Linked DNA regions of Homo sapiens: region 1 is linked to region 2. The links are chromatin loops, found by intact Hi-C in ENCODE. Cell type or tissue: PC-9. All regions are shown on one strand. Links, peaks and the distances in the headings refer to the core of each region. The heading gives the core; the rest is flanking DNA. Region 1 has its middle 33 kb from the start of TRIL. Region 2 holds the start of PRR15 (proline rich 15).

Evidence for each region. A loop is a pair of places that touch in the nucleus more often than their neighbours do. Peaks named below come from ENCODE experiments on the same cell type or tissue, not always from the same donor. Only the 100,000 strongest peaks of a DNase experiment are listed, where the experiment ranks them.
Region 1: a loop joins it to region 2, with 15 times the contacts of the local background. A loop is called at or near these places in 5 of 110 quality-filtered maps.

The regions. Positions count from the first base shown.
Region 1 is chr7:28,918,140-28,933,431 of GRCh38, reverse strand. No RefSeq gene overlaps it. Among named protein-coding and RNA genes, the nearest start is that of TRIL, 33 kb to the left of the region's middle. In PC-9, for the core only: CTCF peaks have their summits at 6,030 and 6,232 (motif pointing left); a DNase peak (open chromatin) is centred at 6,231; H3K4me3 peaks cover 938 bases.
Region 2 is chr7:29,555,908-29,571,199 of GRCh38, reverse strand. It overlaps PRR15 (proline rich 15), which reads right to left and starts at 7,365. Exons shown (of 2, transcript NM_175887.3): 1 at 6,823-7,365; 2 at 3,907-5,015. The coding sequence starts at 4,870. The coding sequence ends at 4,481. It overlaps PRR15-DT (PRR15 divergent transcript), which reads left to right and starts at 7,509. Exons shown (of 2, transcript NR_183550.1): 1 at 7,509-7,812. RefSeq lists an enhancer at 4,879-5,742. In PC-9, for the core only: a CTCF peak has its summit at 6,852; DNase peaks (open chromatin) are centred at 6,399, 6,959 and 7,429; H3K4me3 peaks cover 2,500 bases; H3K27ac peaks cover 2,500 bases.

The DNA of each region.
Region 1 (15,292 bases), core at 4,874-7,373, 640 kb after region 2:
GAGTTTCAAAACAGGGGGCTGTGTCACAGTCCAGAGAAGCCAGACCCAGACTTGATAACAAGCCACACCTTGCTTTGAGGGGCAGGGATTCGAATGGGCCCCATCTCCAAGGCCACTGGCACTTGACTTTGAGTTCTGGCCCTACCCCTTGGTAACTGAGTGACTTCTAGGAAGCGACTGACCCTATCCAACTAAGTCTTGGTTTTCTCATCTGTGAAAGGGGTTAGGCCACGTGTGGTGGCTCATGCCTGTAATCCCAGCACTTTGGGAGGCAGAAGCAGGTGGATCACCTGAGGTCAGGAGTTCGAGACCAGCCTGACCAACATGGTGAAACCCGTCTCTACTAAATACAAAAAATTAGTTGGGTGTGGTGGTGCATGCCTGTAATCCCAGCTCCTTGGGAGGCTGAGGCAGGAGAATTGCTTGAACCCGGGAGGCAGAGGTTGTAGTGAGCTGAGGTGGTGCCATTACACTCCAGCCTGGTTAACAAGAATGAAACTCTGTCTCAAAAAAACAAAAATAAAAACAAAAACAAAAAAGAAAGGGGATAATAGTGCAATTTCTGCATATGTTGTTCTGAGGATTAAATGAGAAGTATGAAAAGTGCCCAGCACAGAGTACATTACGTGGTGAGAACCCAGAACTCACGGTGTGTTAGCTGCTGGTCATGCGATTTTCACAGCAGTGCCGTGTCTATCATCTGCCTCCACATCACTGCAAGTCACCTGGCTAAGGTAACTGTTGATATTTCTATTTTAAAGATGGAAAACACAGGCAGAGAGAGGCAAGGGGGCTTGCTCAAAGCCAAACAGCTGAACTAGTGTTGGAGTCAGGTTCCCTAATAACTTGTTTTGTGTTTTTCCTTCTTTGTCACAGCACCCCAGATGTATCTAAGTCTCAAGGTTCCTTCCATCCGGACTTTTCTTTGAGGAAGAGAAATTAACTGGAGGCAAGCGAGTCTGTGCACCTTGCTTCCCACTTTGAAACAGTATAACTTTTGATCATTACTAAATCATCCCCAAGATGAAAACTATGTGTGCATCCATTGTCTGTCTAGCATAATGGGAATGAACAAATAACATAAACTTCACGTGAGACTATGAGGACCGGACAAGGAAAAGTTGGCCTTGAAGTACGTGGTATGAAATCACGCTTCCAACCTGTAGAGTGACAGGGCTGTAGGAAAGCTGAGCTTCATAAAATCAAAGACAGTGAGAGTTTGTCATACCACCCAGGGAAAAGTGGGTAATTTTAAGTCTTTTTCTCTGGACTCCTAATGATTCTAATTATACTGCTTCTGCTTTTTAGAGTCAGTTAATTCAGCTGGTTGCCAAAAAGGCAGCAAATTTGATCCTTGAAACTACAATTTCACTTTGTTCTGTTATAGCCCTGGGCTGCACTTTACCCTAGCCTGGTCCAGGTCTCTTGGGAAACCTGGTGAGAGGAGGAGGGGAGTGACTTTCCACTCTTTTGTAAAATTAACTCTAAGACTATAAGCACTAGGTGGCATTTGAGCATCACTTTCAAACATTTTTGTTATGTCCTGGACCATTGTGTAGTTAATATTTTCTTTAAATTCACTCATTTATAATCTTAAAAGTTTTAAAATATGTATTAGTCGGGATAGTCTAGGCTTTGTTGCAGTAACAAATAAACGCTGATATTGCAAAGGCTTAACACAGCAAAGGTTTGGTTTTCCATATGAACAAAAGCTCAACGTCACTGATCATTAGGGAAATGCAAATCAAAACTACAATGAGATACCATGGTGATTGTTCAAAAGTCAAGAAACAATAGATGCTGGCAAGGCTGTGGAGAAATAGGAATGCTTTTACACTGTTGGTGGGAGTGTAAATTAGTACAACCATTGTGGAAGAAGGTGTTGCCATTCCTCAAGGATCTAGAACCAGAAGTACCATTTGACCCAGCAATCCCATTTCTTGGTATATACCCAAAGGAATATAGATCATTCTACTAGAAAGACACATGCACACGTATGTTTATTGCAGCACTATTTACAATAACAAAGACTTGGAACCAACCCAAATGCCCATCAATGATAGACTGGATAAAGAAAATGTGGTACATATACACCATGGAATACTATGCAGCCATAAAGAGGAATGAGATCATGTCCTTTGCAAGGACATGGATGAAGCTGGAAGCCATCATCCTCAGCAAACTAACACAGGAACAGAAAACCAAACACCACATATTCTCACTCATAAGTGGGAGTTGAACAATGAGAACACATGGACACAGGGAGGGGAACATCACACACTGGGGCCTGTCGGGGGATAGGGGGATGAAGGGAGGGAGAACATTAGGACAAACAGCTAATGCATCCGGGCTTAAAACCTAGATGGTGCGCTGATAGGTGCAGCAAACCACCATGGTCCATGTATACCTATGTAACAAACCTACACATTGTGCACGTTTATCCTGGAACTTAAGGTAAAATAAAATAAACTAAAATAAAAAAGGTTTAGTTTTCATTCATGTGAAATCCAATGCAAGTCAGATGACTTTCCAGGGCAGCTTTTCTTGGGGACAGATGGCAATGCCTAAATCCATGCTCACTCCATTGTATAATGCCACCATCTCAAAATGTGACCTCCAGGGCCACTGATGCAGAGGAAGAATGACTGGAGGGCTGTGCACCTGCTCGTCAATGCCTTAGACCAGAGGTTATATAGGTTTCCACCCCATTTCATTGGTGAAGACCAGTCACATGACCCTCCCCCTAAGTGCAAAGGGGCTGGAAGTGGAGGTGCACACCAGGGGTATTTGCTGAGCACAATTGCCTTACCCAGAGATGGGAAATGAAGACTGATGTTACCACTTGCTGTGCAGAAAAGATGGTCATAAAGAGATGTATTGAGAACAATGTGTTAAATTCTAGGTAGATATTTTTATCTGCTAAACATTCTTGGCTTTCAGCCTCAGGTGTATTTAGTTTGTCCAAAAGATGTTGATAGGAGAGAGAGAGAGAGAGAGAGAGATTAAGACATATTACCACCAGAGACTTTCTCCCTGAAGAAATCAGCAATGTTGGCCAGACACGGTGGCTCATGCCTGTAATCCCAGCAGTTTGGGAGGCCGAGGTGGGCAGATAACCTGAGGTCAGGAGTTCAAGACCAGCCTGGCCAACATGGTGAAACCCCATCTCTACTAAAGATACAAAAATTAGCCAGGCGTGGTGGCGGGCACCTGTAATCCTAGCTACTCGGGGGGCTGAGGCAGGAGAATCACTTGAACCCGGGAGGCAGAGGTTGCAGTGAGCCGAGATTGCGCCACTGCATTCCAGCCTGGGCAACAAAAGTAAAACTCCGTCTAAAAAAAAAAAAAAAAAGAAAGAAATCAGAAATGTTGAAGGATCACTGGGTAAGGAATAACTTTCTCATTACATGATTCAATGTTGTTTTATACCTTGTCCATGTCCTATCTAAAATCAATCTCTTTCCACCTAAAATCATCTCAGCCATGGTCCACATGCCACGCTCTGGGAAAATGCTGCCCTACTGGGCCTGCGCCCGTGACTTGCAATCTGCTTCCTGTGGTGGTGACTGTGGTGTCACCATCCAAAGCAGTAGCAAACATTTATGAAGACTGACTGTGCACCTGGCACTGTGCCTGGGCTACTGAGGACAGAGTTGACAACAAATGTCCTGCCTTTAAGATTTCATAGAATGGTCGGGCGCGGTGGCTCACACCTGTAACCCCAGCACTTTGGGAGGCTGAGGTGCGTGGATCACCTGAGGTCAGGAGTTCGAGACCGGCCTGACCAACATGGAGAAACCCTATTTCTACTAAAAATACAAAAAATTAGCCAGGCATGGTGGCACATGCCTGTAATCCCAGCTACTAGGGAGGCTGAGGCAGGAGAATTGCTTGAACCTGGGAGGCAGAGGTTTGCAGTGAGCTGAGATAGTGTCATTGCACTCCAGCCTGGGCAACAAGAACGAAACTCCATCTCAAAAAAAAAAATTTCATAGAATGAGAAGAAAAATAAACTTGTAGTTACAACACAGTGTAAGAAACACATCTACGTAACTATAAGGTGCTAATGGGGTGAGTATCTGAGGAGTGACCCTTGAAGGGCAGCAGATTTTTTGAGAAAAATTCTGTAATAACATAGTTGTGTAGTGTTCACTCTTTGATGTTATTTCCTCTAAATTTTTCCTTCAGTGGTATTAGTGGTATTCTATTCAAGGTGAAGTCCAGTCTACTGGTAGAAGAATTAAAAACCCAGCTAGTATTTTCTAGGTACTTTGAATTGAGTGTCCCTTGAGGCATCAAATATTCTCAGAGGGCAAATGATAAGCCACACCACACCATTGCAGGATATGGGGAAGCGGATTGCAAGTCACAGAGAAGGTTAATAACAGTGTCAGATCAGTACCGTGGTTATTGATTGAAGCAACTCAATGTAGGCCAAAAGGAGTGAGCTGTGGTGTTGACTGGCAGGTTCTGGTCCTGCTTCCCTACTGTGCACCATTGACTCTGTGCTCGAGTTGCCTTCTTAGTAAAATTACAGGACTGGGCCAGATGTGGCTCCTGCACTATGGATGTTCTCAGATGCAAAAGAAGCTCTCTTCCTCAAGCCCCCTACCTGTAGATGAATGACCTTGGAATCCTGGCATTGTAAGTTTAGCTTCAGCCATCCCATCAGTTGTTATTCTGGTGCATTTAGGTTGGATTTTTAGGTGTTGGGGGAAATAGTATGAATCTCATCACCATCGTTTTCATTTATTTATATCTTATTTAGTACTACTATGTGCCAGGCACTGTTCCAAGTACTTTTCCAATATTAATTAATTTAATCTGTACAATGATGGGTACTGTTATCACACCCATTTTAGAGGGGGGACAACTGAGGTTCAAGGAGGTTAAATAACTCGCTCAAGATCAGCTGTCTAGGGAGGGGCAAAACAGGATTCAGTTTCAGGCAGGCTGGGTCTTGAATTTGTGATCATCACCCTGTACTGTCTCTGGACAGAATAATTGAATAATAATAAGACAAAGATGAAGTATGCAGTAATGACCCATTAAAATAAGATTTTTTAAAAAAAATTAAATGTGATAAGACAAGGACAGATGTGGCACATGCCTTTGGGCTAAGTCCTTTAGAAGGGAAACAAAGAATGAATCATGTACTATGGGAGAAAGAGAAGACAATGCCTACGCCCTTATGGGCCTACCAGGCTTTCTACCTGTGAGCTCATTTGCTCCTTACAAGACCCCAGGAGGTAGGTGTCATTATCATCACCATTTTACAGAGGAGGCTGAAAGACTTGTTTAAGATCACACAACTAGTAAGTGGAGGAAGCCAGGTCCCTGACTAAAGTGCCCAGAGGCTCCCTTAAGGGTGGGCTGGGGAATCCACATCAGAAGGCTCTGCCAGTCCGGGTCCTAGTGGGCAGATGCCTTGCAGTAAATGGGTCTCTGTGCTGCAGGAATCTGAAAGACCAGCTTACCTGCGGCAACACATTTCAATCACATGGAGCAGGTCTACTTAGGGGAAAGATGCACAATGCATAGGAGATGCCTGTCAACACTGAGAAGAGCTGAAGTGCTGAGGACTGAACCACACCCTCACTGGATGGAAATGCATCTACAAGCTGTGCACTCATGTTTGACCCTGGTCAAACCTTGGCACTATGAACATCTGCAGGGGATGATTCTTTGTTATTAGAGGTTGTCCTATGCATTGTAAGATGTTGAGTGACATCCCTGGCCTCTACCCACTAGGTGCTAGTATCTATGTAGTATCTATGTTCACCCCATCCCCCAAGCTGTGACAAACACAAATCTCTCCAGACAAGGCCAAATGTTCCTTGGGAGGCAAACTCCCCTCCTCCCCTCCCGGCCCCCGGTTGAGAACCACTACTTTGATCTTATACTCTGGGCTTATGAACGGTGAAAGCTTCCAGAAACTACCCTGTTCTGATGTCGAGGAGTTCAATATTCCCTAAAACTCCTCCCAACTCTCAGAAACTAAGAGAGAGAGAGAAAAAAATGATGGGTTAGCTTCTGCAGTGCAGATACTTTGCCATTCAGTTAAGTGTGTATATTTGAGGGGGTGTATGGATATGGAGAACAGGGATTGGAAAGCCTACTCACCACACTTCTTCACAATACCTCTATTTCATTCTATCTGTATGCTTATTATTTCAGCTCTTCTCATGTGCGATCAAATTCTTATTTTGCAGCATATTGCCCTCTAGCGGTCACTTCTCTTTGTAGCACACGGAAGAGAGGCACCAATACAAATCGCTTTTTAAGAATGAAACCCAGGAGGGAACTGGCTGGGGGAAGTGGACGTGGTTCCACGAGCCGGGTAACTTCTGGCTTCGCGGATTGTGAGCAGCCGGTTTCTCCTCCGAGCCGCGCCTTTTTCCTTCCCAAGCCCCACCCTTCCTCCTGCGAGCCCTCTCCTCCACGTTCCAGCACCCAGTGGCACTTTGCTTCTCCCGCCGGGATACCGGACCTCTTCTTTGCAGAGAGAATTCAAAGCTACTTCCATGTTAAACAGAAAGAGCATCCTGTGGGTAGAAATATCCGACGAGGAGCGTTTTCCGAATGCCCGGAAGGGAGTTGCTACGTGAAAAATAGACATGATGCGCTGAAAAAAATATAGATGATTTGTTGTTGCTCTTGGTTCTCAGCCGGACCTCAAAAACAACCCCAGGATTTTTTTCCTCCAAAGTGGAGCCAGCTACTTTGCAAGTGCTCCCCTTCTTTCTCCTTGCCCATCCCCAGACCATTTAGTTAACCTCAGTGGGACAGGAACCGTCCTACAAATGCATGTGTTTGTCGTCTTAAGAGCTTTGGTAAGCCTACTTAAATTTCAGACAGCTAGAGACTGTCACAGTGGCTTTCTTCTGTCGATAGGTGACATTGTGTAATTAATAACCCTATAAAGCCTTTGAGGATAGCTTTTTCTTTTAAAAATGGAAGCCCAGAGAATTAAGACAAAGAAAGCTACTCTGTGGAGTTAAACGTCATCTTCAAGGAGGAAATTTTTAAAAGTACCTCTACATCTACACGTGGGCTTCAATTATATGTCTCCAAGGTACAGCACCCAGACGTCAAACCACTCAAGCCTGGATGGTGAATTTATGATAGAGGTTGACTTCTTTGTAGAATAAGTTTTCTGTTTCCACAAAATAAAATTGTATTTAGGGGTATAAGCGCCAGAATTTCTTTTAGCAATTAATCAAAATGAATGACCAAAAAGTTTAATTCTAGACTAGAGCTATTAAATTACTTCCGAGCTATGAATGCAGTTTTGATTTTAGGCCATATCAATCCAGGAAAACACAGAACAATGAGCCTGGAGGGTCAGATACTGTGAAGAGCAAATTTGCAGAAGGCTTTTGGGTCGGCAACAGTTGGGTTTCCTTAAGATTTATAGGCTTCATAGGATAGACACACACTTCTTTATTTCTGCTCTGTATGAACACTCAGCAGATGAAGTTCCACTAACCGCTTTCCCCTGCCCCCACATTTAAAAAGCTTTCTCCTTCTCTTTTCTTTTCTATCTCTGTGAATGGCTTAAACAGCAGCCTGTGTTTTAGAACCATAAAGCGTGCATAAACGTTTCATAAAAAGAAATAGAAAAAATGGAAATCTCCAGTGTGAATATGTGTTTATAAGATTATTTAACCCCTTTTACTTTATCACCTTACTTGCTCTGACCCTGAGACCCTAGAATGACGTGGGCCTGAACCCGAATCCTCGGGTGATCAATACTACCTAAAAACAAAGGTGATGTCTATGGAGGGGCGCAAAACAAGGTTTCCCATAGGAGGACTTGCCAGTCTGATCAGTATAACTAGTGAACCCAGATAGTGTGGGTCCAGGAAGTTGGTATGACGCCAAGCTCCCCACCCTCAGAGGGCTCTGGTGTTCCCCGCTGAGGACTCGCATCCCGTTTATAGCTCTGTAGATGTAAGCAGCCAAGATGATTTGGGGGAATTTCTGTGTGACAAAGGAGACAAGAGGCTGTGGAAACCTTCCGTAACAAGTGGTTGAATTGTTTAAGGGATTTTCAAAACCCTCTAACTGGAGAAGCAGGATGAAGGCGAAAGAATACATGACTGATCATTGCTGGCTAACGTAATCAGGTGATTTGTGTTAACAATATGCCACAAAATCCCAGGAACAAAGTCTAGGTCCTGTCTTTAGCCATGTCGTGTCCACGGCAATGTGGACCTTTTATCTGATTATTGGATGGTCCACTGAAGCCATCTTTAGGAATTTAGAACCTTCATAAGAGAAGACGAGATTCAGTCTATGTGGAAGGGTGTTTTTTTTTTTTTAAAGAGGCGCTTGTAATGGTGGTGACTTTCCTTCCTTAACATTAAATGAATTACTAACTCTACATATAATCTTGTGCATTTCTGTCCTTCTTCCCTTCCTTCTTCCCTTCCTTCTTCCTCCCCTCCCTCTCCTTTTGCAGGAAAACTATATTTCAGGACTATGCCCAGCAATGATGGCTTCAAGATCACAATAAATTGTTTAGCTTTTTAGGGGATGAGAGGCAAAATGTTTAAGCACTGGAAAAAGGCACAGGCAGGGGAGATCCTGATTTTGTGAAGCCCAAAGCTCATATGATTTCTTTTAAAAAGAATATACAATTACAAATACAAAATTAGGCAGGAAAGTGAACATTTCTTTAGAATGAAAAATGATATCACAAAAAATTATTGGAGACTTGTAAGTTTAGATCCTTTTTCTCATGAAGATCTCTTTAGGCAATTTACCAAAAATGGCTGATTAGAAATGCTTTCTGATTGCAACCCAGCTTCCTCTCTTCTGGAAAACTCGATGACTCCTCACAGAACTCACAGAGGCCTGTGAGGAAGAAGGGCCTCAGGCTTCAGCTTCACTCGCTTCTCAGGAGTTTGCGTCTGGTCTCAGGTGCCACCTATTTAGAGTGGCCAGCAGCTGATAGTGGTTTATAAACATACAGGTAGGTCCTGGCCATCATAGCGTCAGGGTCCGGGAAGCAAGCAGGGCGGCTCATGGACGAGGAGAGCAGTTTGGGTGTGCAAGACAAGGTCTGGATTCAAGTCCTGCTCAGTACTTACCAGGTGGGTAAACTTGAGGTACTTTACTTCCTTCTTGGAACCTCTTTTTTTTTTTTAATCTTTTCTGTAGAACAAAGGTAATTAAAAGAGATCGGGTTGGGTGCGGTGGCTTACTCCTGTAATCCCAGCACTTTGGGAGGCCAAGGCAGGGGGGATCACTTGAGTCCAGGAGCTCAAGACTAGCCTGGGCAACATGGTGAGACCCTGTATCTACAAAAAAAAACAAAAACCAAAAACCAAAAAACAAAACAAAAAACCCACAAAAATTAGCCGGTAGTCCCAGCTACTAGGGAGACTGACATGGGAGGATTGCTTGAGCCTGGGAGGTAGAGGTTGCAGTGAGCCAAAACCGTGCCACTGCACTCTAGCCTGGGCAACAGAGCAAGAACCTATCTCAATAAATAAATAAATAAGAAATCACGTATATAAAGCACACAGCAAAGCATAGGATAAACACGCAATAAGCCTTTATCTGAGAGTGAAATGTATTTTAAAGTTTGATACTGAAAGTTATGTGTGTGTCTCTTTGCATTTGTCTCATCCCTTCCCTTCCCTTCACTGTTGACTACAAGAGACATTGGAAATCATTGAAAAATCCATTCCCTAGTTAATGTTCCCCGGCTTGCCTTTTATACTATCTGTCGGATCCAATCCATCATGTATGTAATCATATTTTACATTGGCTGCTCTATGAATAAGAAATGAGTGGAGGGTGTTTTGTTTTCTACCTCTTCCCTATCATGAGGGACTAGGTACAGGATGCAGATTTCAGCTCTACAGCTGAAGGGCGCAGATAGTAAATCATTTTACATGCCTAGGATGGAAGACAAGCTCCTTGGGGATTCTGTGATGGTGGTGGAAGAGGGGCCTTCTTCCTGATCAGCACTTTGGGTGCCAGCCTGCTCTGGTCAATGGGAAAGAATGGAAACCTTAGAATTCAACCATATCTGCCTGGGCCTGGGGTGGGATGAACTAAAAAACCAGAGCCTCAAGGTGGCTTGGGTAAAGTGCCTACTGGAATTTACACTTTCTCACAAGCATCAGAGAGATGTTAGGACACAAAAAACTCTTTTGTGCTGCAGAAGATTTTGCAATCTTTGGGTGCCAGGAAAGGTTTCAGTTTCCTTAGCTGTAAAATAGAGATCAAAGCCCCCTTGCTTGCTTCACTGGATCATGTGGAGAACAAAATATAAGCATGAAAGTGAAAACACCTCGCACATCTAGGGAGAGCTTGCAGTATTGCTATGAAAAGTGGTAGCATAAATTAACAGCATGAAGCATTTATGTATCATTTCTCCAACAACCCACTTTTCAGCAATGATTTCCTCACATTTGCATTTTGGTGCTGTTTTGTTGTTTAGATACGAATTAATGCTAAATGTTAAACTCTACTGGGTTCTCTCATTCAAATTGGAGTAACACAGGGAAGGCAATTCTTGTATTCATGGTCTTCTGTTTTCAGGGGGCCGTGGTCTCCTGCAAAGTGCTAAAGCCTCTCTCAAGTATGATGAAACAGCGCCACCGTGTGGTCTCGAGGCTTACCATCATTCACTCATTTGCCTTTGGATTTTTACGGAGCATTGGTCAATAAACATCAGAATATGTGTAAATGCATATTGAAATAATGGAAATTGAGGTAAATTTGGTGGAATCCTCCCATAGCTGTATTTGTGAGCACTTATTAGAGAAAGTATCCATTCATCATTGGCATGGACATGCTTGAATAAGGTTTGTGAGTGACAACAAGCTTAATATTGTCCAAAAGTCTATCTTGGCGATGGTGGTAACTAAAAAATGCATTTTTCCAGAATATCTCCCTCCATTCTCTGATGAAAGAGTCTATATAATGTGTGTATTTCATGAAATGCATTTTATTGTATGCGGAGGGGGAGAGAGAGGTATATAAGGCAACATATATTTAACAGAAAATAAGAATGAAAAATTGTAAAAGTCTTCTTGGCTAGGGCCACTCATTTATCCTGAAGTTAATCAAGCAACCAAGACCAAAGCACTTTGGGGAGCGGCGTGGTAACTATGCATTGGACTGTTACTAAATAGATGAGCCTTTGCCAGGAAATATTTGTTAGGGATAATAGCACAGCAAGGAATGGTTCTCTTCTTTTTAAAATGGCTTATGAATGACAATAACAATAATAACTTACTGTGTTTATTTAGCCAGGCACTGTCTGAAGCACTTTGCCTGCATTGTTCCGTATATTAATTGGAGAGGAGTTCAGTAATGGCCATTTTAAAAATATAATCTAATTTTAAAAAATGCTAGCCAATGTAAGCAGACACACATTCGAGATAAGAGCTAAGCCAGTGTCATTGGCGCTAGACTCAATAGCTCTGAATGCGCTGGGTGGTTGATTCCCTCTGGTGGCCATTCTGGGAATTTACAGATGTAATGCAAATGTCACACAGTACTATAATAATCACAAGCACTGGGATACATATTGGTGAATGCAGTCCTGTCCAGGGAACATGAAGCCACTGGGATGTGACTGTTAGAGTATGACCATCTTTGTTCTTATTACGTTCCTGCTGTAGATGAAAGAGAGAGTAAGTGAATGATCCACTGATGTGCTAGGATTCAATATGGAATGTGGACAGGAGCATACAAAATGATGGGCGTTAATAAGGGGCTAACATGCCACTCTCTGTTTTCCCCTTCAGCTCTGAAATCAAATGGGAGAAAACATTGAAAATGTTAAATAACCGAATGGGTAAGTAAATTGTGTTGTATCCACTGGATCCATTTGAAATAGAAAGCTTCTTTTTATAATATACATTACATCAATGCTCAAGCATTTGTATGTATCTATACATAGAAAAGATCTAGAAGGATAGTTACCAAGTTGCTAACAATCGTAACCTCTGGGGATTAAGGTGAGGACAGGGCAAGAGGATGAAGACTTTTGTCTTTTACTTTATCATTCATTTATTAACACAAACTTGTATTTCTTTTATAATGAAACAATCAAAGTAAACAAATTATAAGAACCAAATATATGCCCCTCTGAAATGTAACATGCCCTGAAAATGTGATAAGTGGGTTAGGGAAATGTTGTAATTCATCTTACGTTTTAGAACTTCACAATATATAGCTTTAAATATTAGCAATCATAGAGCCCCTCTAAAACAGAGTACTCTAAAAGTTTTAGTAGAATTTGTATTAATTCCCTGATATTTTTCTTGCTTTTGAACTTATGAAATGGAGGAGCTTACTTGACCACAGATCTAAAATATTTTCGTTACTTGCTGAGGAGTGTGTGAGCCACCAGTTAAGGCAAGAAATTTGGAATTCTGCTTCCAAGTTCCAATTTAGCTATTCCTTTATTTGTTGATCTTATTTAAAAAAATGTCTTTTCCTGCAAAGCCAATCCAAAAAGGCACATAGTGTTTTGTACACCACAATTATTAAAAATCACTCTGATTCCATGTATGTATATTAGAACTTTGAATCAAAACATTTAAGGTGGTTTTGGAAATCTATATCTAATGTTTAAAATAACATGATATAAAATAGACATTGGTTTTGGGGTGCGGGATAAGGAAAAGGGAGGAAAGGAAAGTGTAGGGACATGAAATGGGGCCAGACGTGAGATGAGTCCACAACATACACTAATGAAAATGAAGTTCTGCAAAACTTTTGGTAAGGGTGAATCATAGATTTGGTTTGCAGTTTACTAGCAATTCAAAGAAACAGGGTAAGCTCCAGGAGTCGCAGGCCCACAAGGCATAGATGAGTCGATTGTTAAGGAGGAACAACAGCTACTGGGCTACTAAGACAAGAAAAAATTGTCTCCTGCTTGACTGGGTTCTAGTTAAAAATAAGATGGTGTTCATCAATCGCAGAGGGAGACGCAGGAGAAGGAGATGGGATCCAAATCCTGGCAGGCTCCTTACTCCTGGGTTGGAGGAAAGACAGCTGTCCCCAGTCCCTCAAAAATTTTTATTTTCCATTTTTAGTAGCCTGCCTTTCCCATCTACCCTGACCCCAACCTGAACTTCATCCTTTCCTCAGTGGGCCCTGAAACGTTCCCCAGTTCTTCTTTATCAGACTAAGCTCAATGAAATGGATTTACTAGACTTTTTCATATTTATGTGTGAGTGATTAATAATAGATTCTGCCCCTGCCCCACTTAGGGCATGGGCATTTATTTTTTGTTCTCTTAGCATGGCAGCTGGGCAGGTGGTCTCAGTATACGTTTGTTATAACAATGGTTACATTTCACTTGGCAACATCATTTATCATCTCCTGTGACTTTTCACTGTATTTACAAATTCCCCTTTGGCTGTAGAGATCACAAGTGAACTCTAACAGATTAAATTATGGCAACTTTATTTACTGCATCCTGGGTACTATCTTCCATATATTTTATTCTAGAATTGTTTATTTTCCTACAGCCATTGCTCACTGAAATTCAGGGTAGGGTCTACTGTGACCCCGTCATCTTTTAAATCAGTCTTTAAACAAGGCCATTCATTCCCAATGGCTGTTTGTGTCATTTCCCCTATCCGCCCGCCTGCTTTAGTGTTCTTCATTTAGCATCCAAGTTCACACATAAAAAACACATTGTGCAATGACCGACTGTGATGGCCTGACCCGGGGCAATAAATGGACTATTCATCTCACCAACGTCTTGGCCTCAGAAGGAGACTTGAAAGGAAAATAAACAAAGTTGTAAGTTTGTGTAGGTGGAAACTTCCAGATTTCCTTTCCCAGACAGCACAAGAAAATTAGGCCAAATGCCCATAAAAACGTAGGCTCTGACATTCTTTGATTCTGCACAGTTTTCCTATACATAGGACGGGAACGTGGTGTGAGCCCATCAAGCGTCTTACACTAAGTAATGGATGGGCCTATTCTAAGACTGGAGATTCTTGTTAGGGCCAGTGTTCCTGCTAATTAACTTGGGTCATGAGTGGACAATGAAGGTCTCAAAGCAACAAAATTTACAGAGTGGGCACACATGGACCAAGGTCAGTGACGGCCTTGGGGAGGAACTGACGCAGCGAGGAGCTTGGAAACCTTCTCCTTCCACTTTGGCCTACCCGATGCTGCAGCATATCTGCCATGCCGTCTCATTCCAAGTGTACTGTGAACAATAAGAACACATCATCACTTCCCCTCTAGGAGGGTCCATGTATGGGACCTGCCATCAAGTAGCAAGTAGCTGGTTGATTTACCAGGAACAGAGCCATATTAGTTTACAGGTTTTCTTACAAAGGAAGTGGCAAGAGTGCAATTGGCCTTAGTGAGGAGGGGGGATTCATGCTGTTGTAGGCTATGCCTCTGCTGGTGTGAATTATTATGTATCTACATCTGGATTGTTCTTCAGCTGGTCTATGCTCAACATGCACCTACCAATATGTTTTTGATAAATATTTTCTCTTACAAATATTTTGCTTAATATCAGTGGATGCTAGTTTGTTTGAGGCATAGGGGTTTGTAACTGATTACCTTTATGGCGGATTAATCTGTTGTCAATACAGAAAACCATTCTTTGATTCATGCAGTATTTCAGGCTGTGAATTGCCTCTACTGATATTATGATATCAGAATATCAGAATATGATTGCTACCTCTGCTTACTTTTAGTTTGCATTTTCTTGAAAACACAGTCTAAAATTTGCTTTGAATTTTTAACAAGTTTACAGTGAAGTGTGACAAACATACAGAAATGAGAATAAATAGCTTGATGAATATTCCATAGCGAACACTCCAAGGTAACCAGTTTCCGGAGCAAGAAATGGAACCAGCACCCCAGAAGGCCTCTTCCCCAGTCCCCCTCCCAGGCACAGTTCCACACCAAAAATAAACACTAACCTCATTTCTAACACTATAGACTAGTTTTGCATTTTGGTACCTGATATAAATGAAATCACACAGCCTGTACTTTAACTTCTTTCATTCATCATTATGCTTATGATATTCATTCATGTGCTCACATGTAAAAATAGCACACAAATTCTCATTCCTGAATAGAAATACATTTTATTGAATATACCGTGATTTATCCATTTTGCTGGTAATGCACGTGTGGATTGTTTCTGGTTTTTGGCAATTGTGTAGTGCTGCCATGTACATTCTTAAACCTATCTTTCATGCATATATGTATTTTTTGACTTGGTAGAAAACTGGATTGGAATTGCTGGGTAATTGGCTATGGTAATATTCAGAGTAGATAGTGC
Region 2 (15,292 bases), core at 5,352-7,851:
TCCTGTGTAAACAGTCTTGTTCCACACCTCAGAAATAAAGACACTCCATTCATGGATCTCATTATTGTAGAAGATTATGCCAACAACTTTGACATAATTATGAGTCTATCATTTCATCATCTGTAGTACAATTTTGTTTGAAAGCACAGCTGATTTCCTTGCTTTGAATTCCCAGAAGGACTGCTTTTATTCCACTGTCCATCTTATTTATCATGGTTGACGGCTATTGCCATTTCTAAATAAATGGTCAACTGTCTTCTTCTAAGGCAAGGTCTATTTAGTTTCCTTACATCCTATCCGCTTAGTGGTCATATTCTCTCACCATGAACACTATTCATCCCATGTTCCAAATCTGCATGGTCTTCTAACAAAGTGATTGGCAACACACTGTGCCTGCAGGAGTCCGGGAAGTCTCATGGCAGCCCCTTTTCTGTATCCCTGAGCCTCATGGGAATGCATGTGCAGTGCCTTGGAGGCAGGGTAAGAATGGGGTCAGGGAGTACAGAGAACAGGTGAGAAGAAACATACTGCAATGGGACAGCCAGCCCATCAGTGACAAACTTTGCTGCGGGTTCCACACTTGTTTCTAGTCTACGATATTTGTTTCTTGTTTTGTTTTGTTTTTTATTTTTGAGACAGGGTCTTGCTCTGTCGCCCAGGCTGGAATGCAGTGGCACAATCTCGGCTCACTGCAGCCTCGACCTCTGGGGCTTAAGCAATTCTCCCACCTTAGTCTCCCAAAGTGCTAAGATTACAGGTGTGAGCCATCACACCTAGCCTTAGTCTATGGTATTTACATGTTGACATCCAAATGTATAAAATATCTCTGGTCCCACTTTTTACTTGTCATGGAGGTAAACATGAATCTATCTCAACAAACAATCTTCCACATTTATGTTATAATGAAACCCTCTAAAAATAAAATAGACTTGGAAAAATCCATTTTCCTTACTATATCATGCTAGCTTTTTGTGTGCTTGTTTCTAGTCGATTGACACTTCTCAGCTGGGGAAAAAGAATATTCTTTCTCTCTTTTTTCATAAAACGTCTCTTGGGGTCACTGAATATGTGTCCTTTCACTTATTTCTTTCAAGTTTACCTTTCATTTGAAATTCTGTCTGCTCATTTTTAGTATTTGCTTCTTTCAAGGCACCCAAATATTCTTCTGCGCATCTCAGGAAAAGCACTATTTTTGACAAAGCTTTTAGCCAATGCTCATTAGGTTTCTATTTCCCTTCTAAGGACTTGGCAGGACTAGAATTGCTGAGTTCACATAATGTTTCGAAGCAGAAAAAATATTTCCAGGTGTTATACTAAAGGAGAACATCCTAATTGCATATGTAAAGTCGGGTTTGTGCTTTTGAAATGCAAGTCAGAATGTGCTGAACAATAGAAGTACAGACACAAAGGGACGTTCAGGTGACCTGTAATATGAGTCACTGCCCAGCCACCGATTTTGCAAGGAGAGTCACTGGGGCAAAAACTACCCTTTGTATATAATTATCGTGGTTACAAAAGTGTGTAGCAAATACACTGCTAGAGTTTTGTTCCTTTTTTTCCCATATCTTTGGAAGTATAGTGTTAAAATTTCTGATATGGCTTCCAAATTTGTGAGTGAAATTTCATTTGTAAGATAATTTAAAGAAAAGTTTCTGACTGCAAATTTAATTCAGCATTTTTTTTTACTATAAATTATCTCAAGGTTAAAAAAAATTAAATCTGTATATACTATTGGAATGTAATTAAACATCTGTAAAGCACATAAATCCCAGCAAGACACGTCGTCAAATTCTCTCATCTTCCTTATGCTCTTTCTGTCCCACCAATTTTGCTTGGTTTCTGATTTCACTGAGTTGGGATTAAATCAGTGTATTCCTCCCACTGCATAATTTAGGACTGCTTTAAAACGATGTAATTACAAACCTCAATGGCAGATTGTGAATTGCATTCACTGTCATAACTGCATTAGTATGGTTTTAAATTCTTTCAGAACAGTGGGGTAAAGATGTCATGTTAATATGGTAATAAGTTCCATTGCTCTACTATATGTCTGCTATTGATTATCTGCAGCAATTGTAGATTTGGATGGGATCCAAAATTAGACACAGAACCTTGAAACTTGCCAATGTTTTGTTCATCTACAGTAATTTTAAAGAAAAAAGTTCTTTAAAACAATAAAACTGGATGAAAGGGTTAGTATAGGATTTTAAACTTATGTAATTGCAGACTTAATTTTATAAATAGGTACAGTCCTGATCTATCGGTCTTCCTGAAGGAGGGAGAGAACATTTTGGGTAGTTACCTACTCTAATTTTGATTACTTTCTACGGAGTGAAATTGAAATACTTTTTGAAGGTTTTCCAAAGCCTTATTTGACAACATTTGCTATATTCACTCCCGTTGCTCTGCCAACCCCCAATCCTGTCCCTTATCATGAATTCTTTTTTCATGCCAAGTCTCAATTCCCTCTTCTTTTTCTGAATCTAGAGATGGTAGGCCCATTTAAACTGAATGTAGTCTGCCTCATCCAGGAAGCCCACCTGGATGAGATTTTGGTCACACACTTTCCAGTTTTACGTATACAATGAAAATGTCTTTTCATGCTTAAAAAAGTCCTCTCACATACTTTCTTTTAATTTAAGGTGTTCATAACCTCTAGATATACACTTTCCTTTAGTGTAAGGCCTTTGGTATGTGGAAACTCATGTATCAAAATTAGCTGTATTATTCTGCTGGCACCAAAGCTTGATTCATTAATTTAAATTCATTTCAGCCATCTTCATCAAATTTCTTTGTTAAATTTCTTTTAACAATCGAACTGTTTTGCTACTTTATAAATTACTAATTTGGGAGAAACAAAAAAATAGCTTGTCTACATATACAAATCGAGAAGCTATAATTAAGTTCCTGCTTGTCATTATCTACAAAGATATACACTTTGATCAATATAATTTTCCTGCCATGCATTTCTGGGTGTTTATAAATGAACTGAATTGTGGTGGGAAAAGATCCCAGTGCCTCTTAACGACTACAATAACTCTCTTGTAATTTTCTCAAAGCAAATGGTATTCGTTTACTCTTTTTCTTGAAGTTCATAATAAAAGCGAACAGCTTTTTGTTAAGAATCTTCAGGTTGTTAGATCTAAAGGGTCTGAAACTAGATAAATGCATACTTTAAGGAAATAAGCTTTTAAAGCAAAGGGGTGGGGAAAATACCCCCACCTCTTTAGCTGCGCAGAGTTCAGTCTTTTTTTTTTTTGAGATGGAGTCTCCTTCAGATGCCCAGGCTGGAGTGCAGTGGCACGATCTCTGCTCACTGCAACTTCTGTCTCCCAGGTTCAAGCAATTCTCCTGTCTCAGCCTCCCGAGTAGCTGGGACTACAGGTGCCTGCCACCACGCCCGGCTAATTTTTGTATTTTTAGTAGCGACAGGGTTTCACCTTTTTGGTCAGGCTGGTCTTGAACTCCTGACCTCAGGTGATCCACCTTCCTAGGCCTCCCAAAGTGCTGGCATTACAGACATCAGCCACCGTACCTGGCCTTGTTTTTTGATTTTAGACAATCGTTAGTAAGTTTAACAATGGATACTGAAAAGGATGTATTACTAGCATTGTAACTTACTATAGTCTATGAAAATGCACTGAAGTAAAAGGTGAATTTAGGAATAATGAATTGGTACCTCTCTCCCTTCCTCGAATTTGGCTGATAAATAGGGATATCTGGCTAACAAGTTCCAGTCCAGGTGTTGCTGGTTTCCAGAAATATTCTCTTCCCTGCAGCTTTCCACTAGTCACTGTTATGTTGTGTGGCAAATGATTAACTCTCACCTCGGACTTTGCCTGCCTGCTTTTAAGTATGATGGGATTCAGTCTTGGAATGGAAAAAATACAAAAGTCACCTTAAGCCTTACAGTGCAAGGGTTTTAATAGTCCACACTAAAATAGGCTGTACAGTTTTGTAGTTTAACATTAAAAGCAATCCTGCCTTATTTTAAAATGCTTCTACTTAAGAATGCTTCTTCCTCCCCCACTCCTTCACTTAAGGTATAAGTCTACCCCTAAAGTGCATTTCTCAGGCATTAAAAACAGCACTGTGATTTGCTTTCCACAGAGTCCTAAATAACAGCCACCTTCTTCATTTGAGAGGCTACAGAGTTCAAGCTGAGCTGTGACAGGAGCCAGGGGGCCAGGGCCCCAGAATAGCTTTTTGAAAAAAAAATAATTATGCCACCCTCCTCCGCGGCAGGTATCTTCTCTTACCACAAATAAATATTTAATGCATCCTTGGAGTCATGAAATATTGAGAACCCAATTGACACTTCAATTTCCAGAAAAATAAAATCATGAAGGCATTGTGTAAATATTCTGAATTTGGTGGAATGAGACAACGCGTAAGGGGGCGGGCCTGAAGTCTCGGGTTTGGAACTGGGGGTTTGGGGTAGTGCTGGGTAGGCAGTCCTGGAGCGCGCAGGCTATTGGGGCTACTGCTTGTCCTCGTGGGGGTCACCAGGAAAGCCTGCCTCCTCCGGGGACCTGCCCGCCTCCGGGAGCAGCGTGGCGCGCACTTTCCTCTTCTCCTTAAAGCGGCCGGAGCGCGAGATCTTCAAATTGCGGCGGCTGCTGCCGGATTTGTCCCCGTATAACTTGTCTGGTTTGGGGGGCTCGCCGGCGCCCCCGAGGAGATTGGGGTGCTGGTTCTCCCGGGAGCTGCTGGTCCAGTCCGGGCTGGGCGGCGCAGGTGGCGTGGGCTCCCCGGGAGCGGGCTGGGCGGGAGGCGGCACCCCCACTGCGGCTTCCTTGCTTTTCTTTCTGCTGTTGGTGAGCGATTTCCACCAGGGGCCGGAGCTGCCAGCATCGCCGCTGTCGGCCATGGCCGGAGGGCCTAGGGGCTCCCGGCACCCAGATGGAAGGGCCAAAGCGGCCCCTTTCTCCACGTGGTCTCCGGCCGTTCACTCCACCCCTTCCCCGGCTTGCCACACGTGGGCTGCGGGGTGGATGCTGAGGCAGCGGCCTGTGCTGGGGAAGAAAACAAAACTTGGTTACTGGGTTGGTTGAAGTCACGTGCCCCCCCCAGTCCCCTTTCCTCCCTTATGCTGTCTGGCACCGGATCGGCCAGGGTCGGAGCGACCCAATCCCGTAGCTACGTAGCCCACATTAGCATTAGACGCCACTGCGCCCCATAGGGTGCTGGCGGAAGTGTCTTCCAGGGCACCATCACCTGGTCTCTAGGCTGAGCCTTGAACTCTTTGGCTTCAACCTTTGCCTTTCCTTCAGGGGAAGTGCAGTGCAGTGGTCAGCGTGCCCGGGGGACCCAAGGGACGTTCCCACCCCTCTGAATCAACCCGTCTCTAGAGGGAAAATGACCGCCCTGTCCACACTGCTTGACTGTAGATGGACGCCAAAAGGTGACCCATCCGACCCAGGGCGGCCTCCCTTTGGATAAGCACCTGGGAGGAGGGCGCTGGGAACCAAGTGCATCCTCTCTACAGGTGAACGGTATTAATTAGTCCATGGTCAAACAGTCACGAAATTTCCCTCCAAGATTTGCCCCCATCGACTTTCGTCCCAGGAGCCTTTTCGATGAGATACTTAGGAGAATTTATATCCCAGTAGGAGAGAAGGACAAGCTTATGATATTTGTTTTGGTTCTTTTAAATTCTACTTTTGACCACTTCTGCCTTGTGACTTTCAAAGAAGCATGTCTAGACTTAACTTCCCTTGAAAACCGCCATCCTAATTCTTCCTTTTACTCCCCAGAGCCCAATCTTGCGTCTGTTTGAAGTCACCCCCGGCTGACGGTTGAGATGAAGCCAAGTATCAAATGGCCTCTTCCCTTAGTTTTGTATTAAAATATGCACCGAGTCTGTACGACGCAACTCAACTCTGGAGAATTTCAGTTACAAAGTAAAGGCTTCTCTTCTTTTCCTTGTGCAATTCCCTCCTCCCAAGGAGAAAGAACGCAACAAGGAACTCCGAAACAATGTGCTTCTTCCCCAAGCTTCTAAGACCCCCCCTCTGCAGAGCGAAAGGCCGCTTCTGAGCACTTAGGTGCGGGTACAGCAAGCGAGACTCCCAGCCCACTTTCTGTGCGGGGTCTCTTGGGCGCTGCCACCAGCAACGGCAGGATTCGCCTGCGCCGCGGCTCACTTCCAGGTTTCCGCTCGGCTCCTTCCCAGCCCACGCGCCGGGCGCTCCTGGGATTGGCGATCGCGCTGGAGAGGGAAACTTCGGCGGTGTTTGTTGTAGGAGGTTCTCCTCCCGGAACCGCCAGGGAGAGGAAGTCTGATCGCCTACGGGAGGCGGCGGGGCGGCCTCGGCTGCGCCCCGAAACCGCAACACCGGCTCCTCCCCAGGATGCCCTGAGGACACACTCGGGCAGCGACTTGAAAACAATACAAGAAAAAACGGCCAAAAGTTCTTTCGGTACAAAAGGCACCCACGCCCTCAGGCACAATTAGCAACTGCGTCTGCAAACATCCCATTCCCTCCTACTTTGCAGATCGGAAAAGCAACCCGTACCCCCAAGTCATTTACTAACAGTGGTGGTAAGGTGTCCTGATGCTGCTTCCTCTCCTCTAACCTACATTTTCTTCTTCACAATCATCAACTTTGTGAGCACGGAAGGGCTTTGTACGAATTGCGCAAGGAAAAGATGGCAAATTACTCAAAAGTACAGAAAACGGAGTCCTGGAGCGTCCGTGGTTTTCAGCCTCTCTTAGGGCTCCGGGAGGCGGGTACCTGGGAGGTACCAGGCAGCACCCCAGGGTGACCCCCGGGGCCAGGCTCTGTCTCGGCGGACGCCGAACCACCCCCAGTCGCTCACCTGCTCGGGCTTAACAGGACCCGGAGGCCTCGCGCGGTGAACGCGGCCGAGAGCACGAAGGGGGCGCGCTCGGGTCAACCTGGAAGCCGGGGCTCGAGTCCCTGGGCGCGGACTTGGAGAGATCAGGCTTCTGGAAAGTGTACAGGTCGGAATTCCCGCAGCCCAGCTAAATCAAGTGCTGCTGCTGGTCTCCTCTGGCACCTCCAATTGCTGCGCGCTGCGGCGGAAGCCCGGGGCTCGCAGCGCAGTCTGTTCTGGTCGGAGGGGGCGGCGGCGAGGGGCCGCCAGACTCGCTGCCCGGGTGGAAGGTCCAGGGCGGCTTTCCGGGCTAGTAGTGTTTCATTCGCCGGCGCGTCCCTCTTCCCTGCTAGCACCGCCCGGGAGCCGGCTGAGAGATGGGACCCTGGCTGTTCACTCCGGCGCATCGAACTTGCCTACGCGTCCGTAGGAACGCAAAAAAGACATCTGCCCACCTGCTGGTTATTTGCCAAGTGATTCGGGAAACCAGAACCCTGGGGCAGCTGGGGGAGAAAAGAAAATAACCCAGGAGGCGGTCACCGCTGCCACAGGTGCAGGTAGGAACTTCGCGTTCCCACCCTCCAGGGGAGGAGATTGGATCAGGCGCCAGCCTTGAGGTGTCTGATTGGAGAAAAGCTGTGCAGTGCCGCTCCCCCGACCGACTCCTTGAGAAGAAACGGCGGAGACCTGAGACCCGGAGGCTGAGGCTGTAGGTGGGCTCCGCTGGGTAAAAGTTGCCGCAGCAGCTGTCCCTTGGCCCCATCGCGATTTATTTTTCCCCCTTGCTTTCCGGGTCCCGGGATCCCAAGTTTGTAACTAACGGGAGCGAATCCACACCCGAGCAAAATGTTTGCGAGTTTCAGGCGCCCTTAGTTGAAAGGCTGTAATTAACAAGTCCGCTGTTTGCCAGCCAGGCGCCGTTGCAGGCGCTTTCTGTGGATTGTCATTTATTTCTCACAGCAACCCTAGGAGGTAGGTATTGTTATTATTATTATTCTCACTCGACAGGCGAGGAAACCCTAGCACGGGAAAATGGTTGCTCAGGTTTGCCTGTCTGGTACGTGGCAGAGCAGGGTTGGAACCCAGGGGGCCTGACTCTAGCTTCTACGGTCTTAACCACCACAACCTGCCAGTCTGAGACTCTTAACACGACTCAGTGAGGATGTGAATTTCCTTCTTTCAGGCCTGGAAGTCCATGGACAGCCACCCAACGAGGGCAGTGTAAATCCAGCCCTGAGCCACTGCAGGAAGTGAACCGGGGATTGCACTCCTGGTCACATAAGAGTACTTTTTTTTTTTTTTTTTTTTTGAGACGGAGTCTCGCTCAGTCGCCGAGGCTGGACTGCAGTGGCGCGATCTCGGCTCACGGCAAGCTCCGCCTCCCGGGTTCACGCCATTCTCCTGCCTCAGCCTCCCGAGTAGCTGGGACTACAGGCGCCCGCCACTGCGCCCGGCTAATTTTTTGTATTTTCAGTAGAGACGGGGTTCCCCGTGTTAGCCAGGATAGTCTCGATCTCCTGACCTCGTGATACGCCCGTCTCGGCCTCCCTCCCAAAGTGCTGGGATTACAGGCGTGAGCCACAGCGCCCGGCCAAGAGTACTTTTTATTCATTTGACATAAAGATATTGGCACAGGGCATTTTCACTAATGAAGGCAGAGGTGCAGCTTGCTTCATCTTCCAGGATGCTCTTGTTTCAAAAAACGATTTTGATGTTCCTTGAGCTCATATGCAAGCATAACTCCCCTGAAGGACTGGGTGTGGAGCAACTGAGCATCTCTGTTGTGAAAACTGTTTGCAGTATAAAAGCAGTGAAAGACAGCCGGGCAAGATGGCTCAAGCCTGTAACCCTAGCGCTTTGGAGGCCGAGGCGGGTGGATCACATGAGACCAGGAGTTTGAGACCAGCCTGGCCAACATGACAAAACCTTGTCTCTACTTAAAAATAATAATAAAAAACAAGGTGGGTGTAGTGGTGCACGCCTGTATTCCCAGCTATTGGGGAGGCTGAGGCACAAGAATCATTTGAACCTGGGAGGTGGAGGTGGCAGTGAGCTGAGATCCGGCCACTGCACTCCAGCCTGGGTGACAGAGTGAGACTCTGTCTGTAAAAAAAAAAAAAAAAAAAAAAAGTAGTGAAAGACATACTGCCTAACTCAAATAATTTGCAATATAGAATTAGTAGAAAAAATTTTTAGAGAGTATTTCAATTTGTGAAAGATAAAAATATGAATATATGATTTACTTTTTAGTTTGGGATTCTTTGAATTTCTATGATATGCACAGCACAGGGTATTTGGAAGTCATGCATTTTTATATATTTCTCGGGATTACTTTTAGAGCATAAACTTTCAATCACAGAAGCAGGATTGAACAAAGGCAGGCCACCAACTTTGAGGGGAGAATGGGATAATTCATCATAGTGCCATTACTTTACAGATGAAATTGAATCATGGAAGAATGCCTTTATCTGAGGAGTCATCACCACTAGGGAGCTATGGAGGTGGGTTTTTACGTTGTTGGTTGAGCATATGGGTGAAAATAAAAAATTCAGGAAAAGAAAATAAGTTCTGCCAACTGGCTCCTCAAGTGTGATTTTAACAAAATGGTCAACATTTTACTAATAAGCAAACCTCTACTAACTGCTGAAATTAACAAAAAAAAAAGATTATTTTGCATGCCCTTTCTCATTTATATTCAGCAACTTTGAACTTAATAACAACATCTTACAAATAACCCTTGTGTACGGGGAGGACATTGAAGGAGAGACATGAAAACTGAGGAGAGATTAGCTGAGATGCAGAGTGGGTGAGCATTTCAGATGGAGGAAGTAGCGTGTGAACAACTTGGAGGTGTGAAGAAATTGAGGTTTCTTGAGAGGCAAAGAGCAGGCGCATGTGATCTGAGTGAGGAGAGGGAGCTGAAGCTGGAGAGGTGGGTGTGACCAGAACATTCAGGACCACAACCCACTAAAGAGGAAGAACATGGTAAGATTCGCAGTTAAATGTTGTGCAGTGGTGTATAAAGAATGAATGGGGCTGGGCGCGATGGCTCATGCCTGTAATCTCAGCACTTTGGGAGGCCGAGGCAGGTGAATCACGAGGTCAAGAGATTCAGACCATCCTAGCCAACATGGTGAAACTCTGTCTCTACTAAAAATACAAAAATTAGCTGGGTGTGGTGGCGTCCTTCTGTAGTCCCAGCTACTCAGGAGGCTGAGGCAGGAGAATCGCTTGAACCCGGGAGGTGGAGGTTGCAGTGAGCCGAGATCGCGCCACTGCACTCCAAGCCTGGTGACAGAGTGAGGCTCCATCTCAAAAAAGAATGGGCCAGGCGCAGCAGCTCACATCTGTAATCCCAGCACTTTGGGAGGCTGAAGTGGGAGGATTGCTTGAGCCCAGGTATTTGAGACCCGCCTGGGCAACATGGGGAAACCCCCATCTCTACAAAAAAAACAGAAGAAATTAGCTAGGTGTTGTGGTGTGAGCCCGTAGTCCCAGGTGCTTAGGTGGTGAGGTGGAAGGATCACTTGGGCCCAGGAGTTCCAGGCTGCAGTGAGCTATGATTGCACCACTGCACTCCAGCCTGGGCAACAGAGAAAGACTTAAAAAAAAAAAAAAAGTGGATGGTAGAGGGGACAAAATGGGGCAATCAGGATACCAGTTAGGAACTGTTGGGAGACTTTAGGTGGGATATTCTGAAGCCTGTAGTACAGTGGTGGGAGTTGATTTGGTGGGGGATGAAGATAATTAGGTGGATGCAACAGGAATGTTGGAGATAGAATCAACAGGGCACTATTTCATTTAATTCCTACAAATAAGGAGATTGAGTTTGACTAGAAGCTGAGAAGGGAAATACTTTCACAGCCTTCCCTGTGACTAGGAGTGGCCATAGTGATTCAGTTTTGGCCTATGGGGCTATAAGGAAGACTTCTGGAAATGCTTCTTTTCCAGATAAAGGACAGAACCTCCTGAGAGAACATCTTTTGCCACACCCTTGATGCTTGCATTTAAGCACAGCATGAGGATGTGACGTCTGGTGTGACAGCAGCCAGTGAGGCAGCAGGGATGGGAATAGGACACGTCATGCTAAGGATGATGGCATGGGAGTGTGGAAGTGTCTAGGTCCTCGATTACACCATCCATTCCCTGAAGGAACCCTGGAACCACCTACCTGTGGACTTTTAGTTCAGTGAGATCGTACATATCCCTGTGGTTTAACCACAGATTTAAACACAGTTTTCTGTTACTTGTAGCCAAACCCATTCCTACTTGGTAAGGACTATTTTAGTTAGAGGAAGAGACGATATTGTCCAAAAGGGAAAAAAGCTAATATTGCCACATTTTTTTGGACTAATATGAAAAGTTCTTCCCAGAAGGAGGATTTAGTGAAATGTTAAAGTGATGGGCAAGTTTTTAGAGGCAGAGAATGCATCTGTAAAATTTTGAGTTAAGGGAATGGGTAGATAAAACATATGTATAGTGCATGGATAAGTAAACTGGGGGTAAGACCAAAAGGTGAGGTTCATCAGATTATCTGAGATATCAGTGTAATTTGACTTTTAAAGACAGTGTTAAACAATTAAGACTTATTTTTCTCCATTTTTGCATCTAGAACTGTTTTAATCTCTCCCCACCAAGACACACACACACACACAAATGGTTAGTATTACAAGTATAGTTGTGTTCTGTAACTATTGATCTGGGAATCATATTGTTTGGTTCTACAAGGAGGACATGGTCTGGCCCTACAGCTCTGTATTGTTAAGCTAGACATCTTACATGATAGATGCATTTAAAAGTTGATTCATCTATTTAGTTAATAGTAGATGACTTTTAATGTTACAATATTGACATATGCTTTAACTGGACAATGCTTACATTTCTTAATTTATCTTGTCATTATTTTTCAAAAATGCATTGATGATTTGGGTGAGGACACATTTTTTCTTTTTCTTTTAAAAAATTAGCACCAGGCCTGGTGGCTCATGCCTGTAATCCCAGCACTTTGGGAGGCCGAGGCAGGCAGATCACCTGAGGTCGGAAGTTCAGGACCAGCCTGACCAACATGGAGAAACCCTGTCTCTACTAAAAATACAAAATTAGCCGGGTGTGGTGGTGCATGCCTGTAATCCCAGCTACTTGGGAGGCTGAGGCAGGAGAATCACTTGAACCTGGGAGGCGGAGGTTGTGGTGAGCCAAGATCACGCCATTGCATGCCAGCCTGGGCAACAAGAGAAAAACTCCATCTCAAAAAAAAAATTGCTTCTTTTAAAAAATTAAATTGAACCTTTAAGTGCAATAAATATTTATACTCAAAGACAATAGAGAAGGAATTATTAGAGGACAAGCATTGCACTAGCAATTAAAATCAGATTTTTACAGGTTAACATGGCATCTGCTCTCTTAGCAAATCTGGCATTGAATGGTAGGTTGAGAAATGTATTATCTTCCTTTGAAGCATCTGTATTGGGAACTAGGCAAAGAGAAAAACAAGATGAGAAATTTAAAGAAATATAGAAATCTAGCTAATCAAAATGAAGAAAATAAGAATCACCTATGTTCTTTTCATTCAGGGATGAGCCTGGTTAATGTTTTGGTGTTAGTCCTTTTGAGCTTTTTGCCACTTGTTTTCATGTTTACTCTTTTCATTTTTTCCTTTCCCTCCCTTTCTTCATTCCTTTCTTCTATGGACTCCTCCAGCTTTTGGAAATTACGCATGTATCTCTCCTGTCCTTTTTCTTTATAGTCATCAATGTATGAGTACTTTACGATTTCTTTTCTTCTTTCTGTGTATATGCATCAGTGTTGTGGATTTAGAGAGTGGGGATTTTACCCATGCATGAAATTGGAATCCACTTTTTACAGCATCTCATCCTGTACCTTGTCAGGTTAACACACATGCACATCTAGAAGTTCAAAAATTATAGTCACAAAACATTACTAATTATTTCAGTTCTACACATTTTCCCTGAGTACTACTTGACCTAAGCAAGGCTGATTTCTTTGCCCAATGCCACCTTTCTCTGCAATTCATCAACACCAGCTGACTCTTCCTGACCCCACTCCTAGTCCCTGTGTCTCACGAGCCCTTTCCCTGAATCATAGGTCTGCAAGTCATCAGCCTCCCTGTTCACCCGTCTTAACAAATGGTCATCCAGTGTCTGTGTGATCAGTGCTGGGAATGAGGAACTCACTATCTGCTGAGTCAGCTGTCCCACAGGCAAGGACTGGGAGATATCTGTTGGTGCCTCTTTCTTAGAGTAACAGCCCTCCTTGCCCCTCCTCCCCCTTCTCCATAGGAACCTATTGATATTTTTATTCGCCCTTTGTTAGTCCAACTCTCAGATGTGTCTTCTACACTTGCTGTCTCCATTTTCTCACCCAAACTCCAATCTGGCATCTGTACCCCTCTCCTTCTAACATGGTTTCTCTAGGGTCCCCGGGCTTATAGGACATTTATCAGTCCTCATCTTTTTGACCTATCTGCAACATCAACACTGCTGGCTCTTCCTGAAAACATTCACCGTTCTGTCTTTTCTTCTTTTTCTCTCTGGCTGCTGCTTTGTCTCCTTTCCCAGTCTATCCTCTCCTTTCCTGTCATATTATGAATAAAGCTAAGCTTTGGAGCTGTTACCATGAGACAGATACCATGGTAGGTGCTCTCCATGTATTATATAATCCTCTTAGCATCCATCCGCTATTTTACAGAGGATGTCAGTGGTACTCAGAGAGGGCAAAACAGCCTGTGGTTAGTAGAGCCAGGATCCAAAATCAGGCAACCTGACTCCAGAGCTCAAGCTTCTTAACACTTCAGGATGTTAGAGTTCTTGAGGTTCAGTCCTAAGTCCTTTTCTGGTCATCGTTGCTATGCCCATGGCTTCAGGTTTTATTTCTGTGAAGATGACTTTTGAATTTATATCTTTAGCTTGGGCTTCTCTGAATTCCAGGTCTAAGTATTTAACTAGTTCTTTGACATTTCTGCTTGACTGTCTTAAAGGCACATAAAGCTAAATAAGTGTAAAATAGGGTGTCCCAACATTGTCTCCTCTTCTGCTACCTGCCCTTATTGCAGGTCTAAGTGACTGGTACCACATCTAGCCAGTAATGCAAACCAGAAACTAAGGTGTCTGTCTTGTCCATTTGGGCTGTTATAGCAAAATACCAAACACTGGCTGGTTTACCAACAATAGAAATTTTTTTCTCACAGTTCTGGAGGCTGGGAATTAAGGTACCGCCAGATTTGGTGTCGGGTGAAGACCCATGTTCTGATTCATAGACGGCTGTCTTCTTGCTTTGTCTTCACAAAGTGAAAAGGGTGAGGGAGCTCTTTAGGTTCTCCTTTATGAGGATACTAATCCCATTCATGAAGGCTCAGCTTTCATGATCTAATCCCCTCCCAAAGGCCTCGCCTCTAAATACCATTGCATTGGGGATTAAGTTTCAACGTAGGAACTTTGGGTGGACATAACCGTTCAGTCTATAGCAGTGTCCTTCTTGGTTTCTCCCTCTGCGGAGTCTCACATCCAGTGTGTCCTAAAGCCTGTCAACTCTCTTTCTTGAATGCCTCTTGCATCCAACTACCACCCTCCATTTCCGTTGCTTCTCTGTAATCTAAACTATCATCTCTCAATTGCAACCACAAAAACAACCTAACTTGAAACCCTCTGTCCACTTTTGCCCTGCTTCATCCTGTATCTTATGGTACCCAGAGTAACAATTTAACCTTATCTCCCTGCTTATAACCCCACAACAATGCCCCCTTGCATGTGGGATAAGAAGTGACATCACTCATAAAGTCCTATATAATTATATATGACCTATATAACCTAATTCTTCAGCCCCACCTCAATCCTCTCTTCCCCTCCAGCCACAGTGACCTCTGTCACCCTCAGTGAAACATTCCTTGACAATCCCCTTACCCCCAACGAAACCATATGGTACTTCCATAGCATAATTATTTAATGAAGATTGCTGTTCTTTATTCAGTGGTTTACACTTATTCTATTTTTGCTGTTTATTCCTTCTTGTATCTCGTAGTTTCTATCTGAGAATACTTCTCTCTGAAATACATCCTTTAGATTTTCTTTAAGTGAGGATTGGCTGGTGGTGAGCTCTTTTTAGCTGCTGTCTGATATTTTGTCCTAATACTGATATGATATTTTTGTTGTGTATAGAATTTTAGGTTGGCAGTTATTTTCTTTTAGTACATTGAATATACATTATTTCACTGTCTTTAGGCTTACATTATTTCTGCTGAGAGGTCAGCTGTCAATTTGTCCCTCTTTTGAAGGTGACCGGTACTTTCTTTTTTCCCTCTGCTGCTATTAAGATATTTTTTCTCCTTGCCTTAGGTTTTCTTTAGTATCACTGTAATGTGTCTAAGTATGGATTTCTTTTTATTTTTATACCGTTTGGGATTATATGCTGCTTTTTTTCCCTTCAGAATTTAAGA